2 separate regions of the Mus musculus genome follow, and region 1 is linked to region 2. A link is a loop called in an ENCODE intact Hi-C map of the cell type or tissue named here. Cell type or tissue: gastrocnemius. All regions are shown on one strand. Each heading gives the region's core, and the rest is flanking DNA. Links, peaks and the distances in the headings are about the cores only.

Region 1 (2,927 bases), core at 179-2,678, 640 kb before region 2:
TCCCTTGGTGTCTAGATCATCACAGTTCCTCCTGAACCATGATTCCTTGTGCCCATCTCTGCCTTCCTGTGGTCCTTCCCTTACTCTTCTTTCCCTGGGACTCCTGGCTGGGATCAGAAGTCCATCCTTCCTATGTCCTCCGCCCAGTCATAGGAAACAAAGGTTGCACAACATTGACACTAGAGATGCTTGACGGTGCCAGCATCTGGACTACAGACAGCTGTGTGGGCACTGAAGTTGGCATTTGAATACATGGCGCACAAGACCAAGCCCCAGCAGAGCTCCTGGCCAATACTAGCTGCTGGAATGACCTCCCTCTCAGGTTTAACAAGCTCTAGTGGGTGGCCAAACACCTAAGAGTGTACATAGGCAGCCCAATGGGTCTAGAAAAAAATGAGAACACAAAGATGGGTGAGTATGGAGTGGGGGGCAGGTCTGGCAGGAGATGGATGAGGAGGTGAATCTAACCAAAATACAGCATGGAAACAGTTAAAGTCTTAACAAAAACATTAAAAATACATACCACCATGAGTATTGGTATATGCATGTTTATTTGAATCTTGTTTTCAATTTTGGGGCTTATGTCTGGAAGTGGAAGTAATTTTGAATCTTATGTAACCACAGCATCCGGAGAGGTGGCACCTCAGGGATCTCTGTGTCAGTGAGGTCGTCTACAAAACCTCCCTGCTCTCCCATATCTCAGGGAGTGCTGCAGATTAGGCTCACTGTGATGCTCCCGGGTACCGACACCTTGTATCTCTACTTGACACTAGTTATGCTAGTCTTTATGGTAATAATAGTGCTTTTTCTACTTTCATGGCCTATCCAACCTCAGTGTATGTGAGTTTGTACGTGTGAGTGTGTATGTGTGAGTGTGTATGTGTGTGTGTATAAAATTAAAACCTAAGATCTACATACAAGAAAAAGTTCAGCAGCTGTATTTTTTGAGTCTGTACTGTTCCTTTATCAGAACAATAACCTCCATTCATTTTTCTGTAAATGTCACATCTTCACCTTTCTTTACGGGTGACTGAAATCTCACTGTGTATATGCACCACATTTGCCTCGTCCATCTTTCTGCTAATGAACGTGGAGACTGCTTCCATTTCTTAGCTACTGTGAATAGTGCAGCAGTGAACATGGACACATACGTGCCTCTGGGGAAGCATTCAGAGTCTTTGGGAGAGAGAGAGAGAGAGAGAGAGAGAGAGAGAGAGAGAGAGAGAGAGAGAGAGAGAGAGAGTGCCGTAGCTAGGTGTGTGATAGTTCTAGTTTTTTCTTTGAGAAAATATGACTTCAACACTGTAAACTTGCTATTTAAAATGCAGAATTTTGCAGCTTTTAAAATTTTATTTTATTTTATTTCATTTTGCAGCTCTTAAGGGTTACCTAGTTGTAGAGCGTTAAAGTTTTCATTTATTGGCTAGATGTGGTGATTCACTTCTATAATGCTACAATTTGGGAGGCGGAGGCAGTAGAATTATTGTGAATTTAAGGCTGGTCTAGAATTGAGTTGAGACTATGTCTCTGAAAACAAATTAAGCAAACCAGAGTTAAAACCAAAATCAAATACTGTTTATAGAAGTATACCACTAGATGGCAGTACAACAACACCTTAAACCATCCAACGGCTTTTAAACTGTAGTGTGATCAGGACAGTGACTAAGCGACTTTATAATTCTTTTTGACATCATTGAGGCAATTTCATTTATCACAGAAAGTATTTCAGTGGCTCAGAGGGGCCCTCAAGCTTTGTTAGGCAAAGAACCTAAGAAGTATATAAATCTTTCTAGAACAAAAATTTAATTTTAGTTTTTATTTGTTTATTTTATTTTGAGGCTGGGTTTCTCTGTTGGAGCTCTGGCTGTTTTGGAACTGGCTCTGTAGACCAGGCTGGCTCAGAGATCCTCCTGCCTCTGTTTCTGCTGGGATTAAAGGCATGCGCCATCACTGCCCCGCAGTTTGTTCGCTTTATACAAGGTTTTAATTAAAGTTGCTTTTAACAGTGTTAGCCATTTCTGCTTTGAAGGATGATGATTTTTTTTTGGTTGCTGTTAATTTGTATTTTGTTGTTTCTATTTTTTGAGACAAGATTTCATTTTATACTTATAGTCTAGTCTGTAACTTACTATGTAGACCAGGCTGGCCTTGAACTTGTGGCAAGCCTCCCAGGTGCTGAGATTGCGGGATGAGCCAGGCTGCCCAGCTGGAAGATGAGAACTGCAGAGCGAGCACACTGACTAGGGAGCACTGGCATCAGCAATGACAGGGTTCACACTCACTTGTTGGATTCTTTGACTCGCCAGCTTTGTTCGGCAAAGAATCAGTATTTAGTTCAAAGCTGCAGATATAGGAGCTGGCTTAGTTCGTGGGAAGTTCCTTTTGGTTATTGGCAGGGGAAATCAGGGTTAAGTCATTTGTGAAGTTAAGATGGATTTACAGGTCATTTTAACATCTGACCCTCTGGACCTATACAAATTCTTTTTTTGATTGAAATAATGAAATAGAATTCTCCATTAGAAGGAAATCCATTATTATTATTATTATTATTATTATTATTATTATTATTATTATTATTATTATATCGGGCAGTGAAAGGGAAGGTCTCAGATCACCAACATTTGATAGTTATAGGATGAATCCAAACAATTGCATCAGTAACTTTTCTAGTTGCTGGGGTTAAAATACCTCAGTTATCACCTGCCGGGAAGGGCGACTTATCTGGGCTCATGGTTCTGAAACTTTAGTGCATCATAGCGAGAAGACACGGACCATGTGGCAGCAGGCATTCATATACCGAATGGTGGACCCGCGTCTGCCTATTTCCACATCCTTTCTGCTCGCGCTGTCTGTGAAGTTACTACACTCTTCTAGAAGGGTCACAGGAAGCCATCATCCAGGAAATGGAAGCTAGCTATTCCCTGCAA
Region 2 (2,927 bases), core at 175-2,674:
AAATTGAGAGAGTAGATAAAAGGACCTGCTGCTAAGCCCAGTGATCCAAGTTCAGTCACTGAGACCCAAATAGTGGAAGGAGAGAGCCAGTTCCCCTTAATTGTCTGTTGACTTCCACACACAGTATGGCACATGCATACCCATACACATACAGGCAGACAATATAGATACTAAAGTTAAAAAAAAAAAAGCTAGACCACCCAATGTATGATGTTTTGTTATAGCAGTCAAAGTTCAATAAAGACAACAACCAAAATGAGATTTTATATCAAGAAATTGGCCTTTAAATCTTATTTAAAATTGGCAAGACTGGTTTTTCAAGGATGAGGAGACACCAATGAGTGAGAGATTTGAAAGAAAACATTAGAAAGGATAATTAAGGAAGCAGAGATTTACCAAACCAGGAGGAAGTGGTACTGAGAGCATAGCACAGGAGTTCGTTTTAAATCAGGGGTGGGGGAGTATTTGGAATTTGAATAGAGCAGTTTGCAGAATCACCGCTGGGGACCAGTTATCAAGATGTTTGTTATTCTGCATACAGGCAATACTAGAATAAAATGCCAGATTAGAGAAAGACTAATGCCTAATCCACAAAATGCCTAATTGATGGGAGGGTGGAAATGGGGGACAGAGCTAATCACTGTACATATTTGAAATCCTCAAGCGACAAAAAATAAATAATATCAATTGAGAGGCGTGCTGGCTTACCACAAACCCTCATAAAGTGTTTCCCCACCAACTTTGTGAAGGGTCTCTATAGAACCCTTCAACTATTTATGAAGATAATGGAAATTTCTATTTCATTATAGCTGTGTAACTAAATACAAAAGTAGTCATTAAAAACAGTAATATTTAATTGCTTTTAAGGGAAAAGGAGGGACACATTTATCTATTATAGTCAATAAAAAGAAATAAAATATGACTAGTTCTGCACAATACTCAGCCAGAAGCATGCCTTAGAGATGTCCAATGTAACCCGGAGTGCTAGAAATATTTTTCAAGGACTAGAATTGGTTCACCTTTTCTGGGTCTGATAAATGCACAGTATTTTTATGAAATTTAATTTGTATCAAACTGTATTTCAGTATTGAGTTCTTCTAAACCCACAGTGCTGCCTAGGCTCTATTATTCTATGTGTTAAATACTTTAAATAGAGCCATCTGAACTCTAACTAATCTAACAGGCATTACTAGTGTGATTCGACCCTGACCTTTCAGGCTTCCAAGACTCTCATGTTCTCCCCCTCTAATATCTGGCAACTCTCAAATAGATATGAAGTTAGCAAATATAAGTTTCATCATTTTTTATCATTTATCCAGAAAGTAGTGAGAAAACAAAAGCATGATTTCTTATATAGACTAATCTATCAATAATATGCACAGCCTGGTTACAGATAATCATCCAGCCATCCTGTTTGTAAAGGAGGAAGTTTTTAAACACTGCCATCTACTGCAGATATCACAAACTGCATGGACATTTTATAAACTAGGAAAAAAACCACAAGAGACAATGCCATATTCTGCCATTTCTCTATTAGTAAAGTGCTGAAGATGGTTTCAAATAATTGTTTGGAAGTCATTGGAGCAATTGTTAGGAAGAATTACCCATTAAAGGTAAGCAAAAAATACATATTTATGGCCAAACCAGCTCAGTCACTCAACAGGTTCTCCAGACAGGAGCAAGGATTAAAAAGAAAAAGACAATTAGACAACATTGTAGCATGACCCCAGCCAGTTGTGAGGCTGAGTTGAGTTTAATTTTATCCAGTCCTTTTTATATCAATCTGGGCACATACAAAGAATATGGTCAGTCCTTAAGGCATAAACAAAGTAGTCAAGGAACAAGCAGGGCAAAAATCAAAGCACTAAACAAAGTCCCATGGTTGCTATGTCTAGAGGTTTATCAGGATGGTCCAGGTACAAGGAATACAATACATTCCTCTGCTGTATTTGCCTTGAGCCTACTTCATTGTCCCAACCCAGTATCAAATTCCTACCAAATTCCTAGAAGCAGCCCCAAAAGCTCTCCACATATTTACTGTTATGACAGCTTTGAAAATAACCACTCTTGCTCAAAAGCAAGATTGAAGACTGTTTGTAGGCTCTGACATGTCAAGCCTAGTTTGAAACCAGTATGCATCGCTGTCAGTGGCCACAAACCTGTTCTGACTCACTGAATAATAATCACCTTGAACAATGAGTTCAAGCCTAGTTTTTAAAATATTTTTATAATGCCTTCAGGGAAACTAAATAGATTTTCCTTTGGCTTTTAGAGTCCTTGAAATTCTCAGTTCAAGGAAGGTCAAATAATTATATCATAATGCATACAGATAACTCATCTTTTTCTACAGATTTTTATTATAATGAGGCTGCTTTCAGGAGCATAATTTAATTCATTGACTTTCTATAACTCACTTGAGTGTATATTTGCCAGCAAGTTTTATGAGTTCTATCCATAGGGCCTTTATCACCCTAACATCAGGGGGAAAATAACATTGACTAAATTCAAAGAAAAGAATGTGTTTTCTTTGTTGAGTCTCCATTTGTCTAGGAAAAAATAATCATTATCTAAACCTCAATAAATGTTATGTGTTTGTTTTTCACTGAACTGTATGATCTACTCTTTGTTCTTGCCACAATTGTCTAGCAACTTTGACAAAGGTCAGGGACTTCTATGGAATAGTTAGGGGAAAGATTGAGGCCCTGAAGAGGATAGGAACTCCACAGGAAGACCAACAAAGTCAACTAACCTGGACCCCTGGGAGCTCTCAGAGGCTGAGCCATCAACCAAAGAGCATCTCTGAGCTGGACTGAAGCCTCCGGCACAAATGTAGCAGACATGCAGCTCAGTCTCCATGTGGGTACCCCAACAACTAGAGAGGGGCTGTCCCTAAAGCTGTAGCCTGAGTGTGAAATCTATTCCCCATC

Evidence for each region. Hi-C counts contacts between places; a loop is a spot of excess contacts. Peaks named below come from ENCODE experiments on the same cell type or tissue, not always from the same donor. Only the 100,000 strongest peaks of a DNase experiment are listed, where the experiment ranks them.
Region 1: it touches region 2 in a loop (3-fold over the local background); 13 of 42 quality-filtered maps call a loop at or near these places.

Annotation. Positions count from the first base shown.
Region 1 is chr5:23,283,783-23,286,709 of GRCm38, reverse strand. No RefSeq gene overlaps it. Among named protein-coding and RNA genes, the nearest start is that of Gm17434, 29 kb to the left of the region's middle. In gastrocnemius, for the core only: a CTCF peak has its summit at 1,580 (motif pointing right); no DNase peak of the experiment used is centred there; H3K27ac peaks cover 551 bases.
Region 2 is chr5:22,639,949-22,642,875 of GRCm38, reverse strand. No RefSeq gene overlaps it. Among named protein-coding and RNA genes, the nearest start is that of Gm24512, 3.8 kb to the left of the region's middle. In gastrocnemius, for the core only: a CTCF peak has its summit at 1,449 (motif pointing left); no DNase peak of the experiment used is centred there.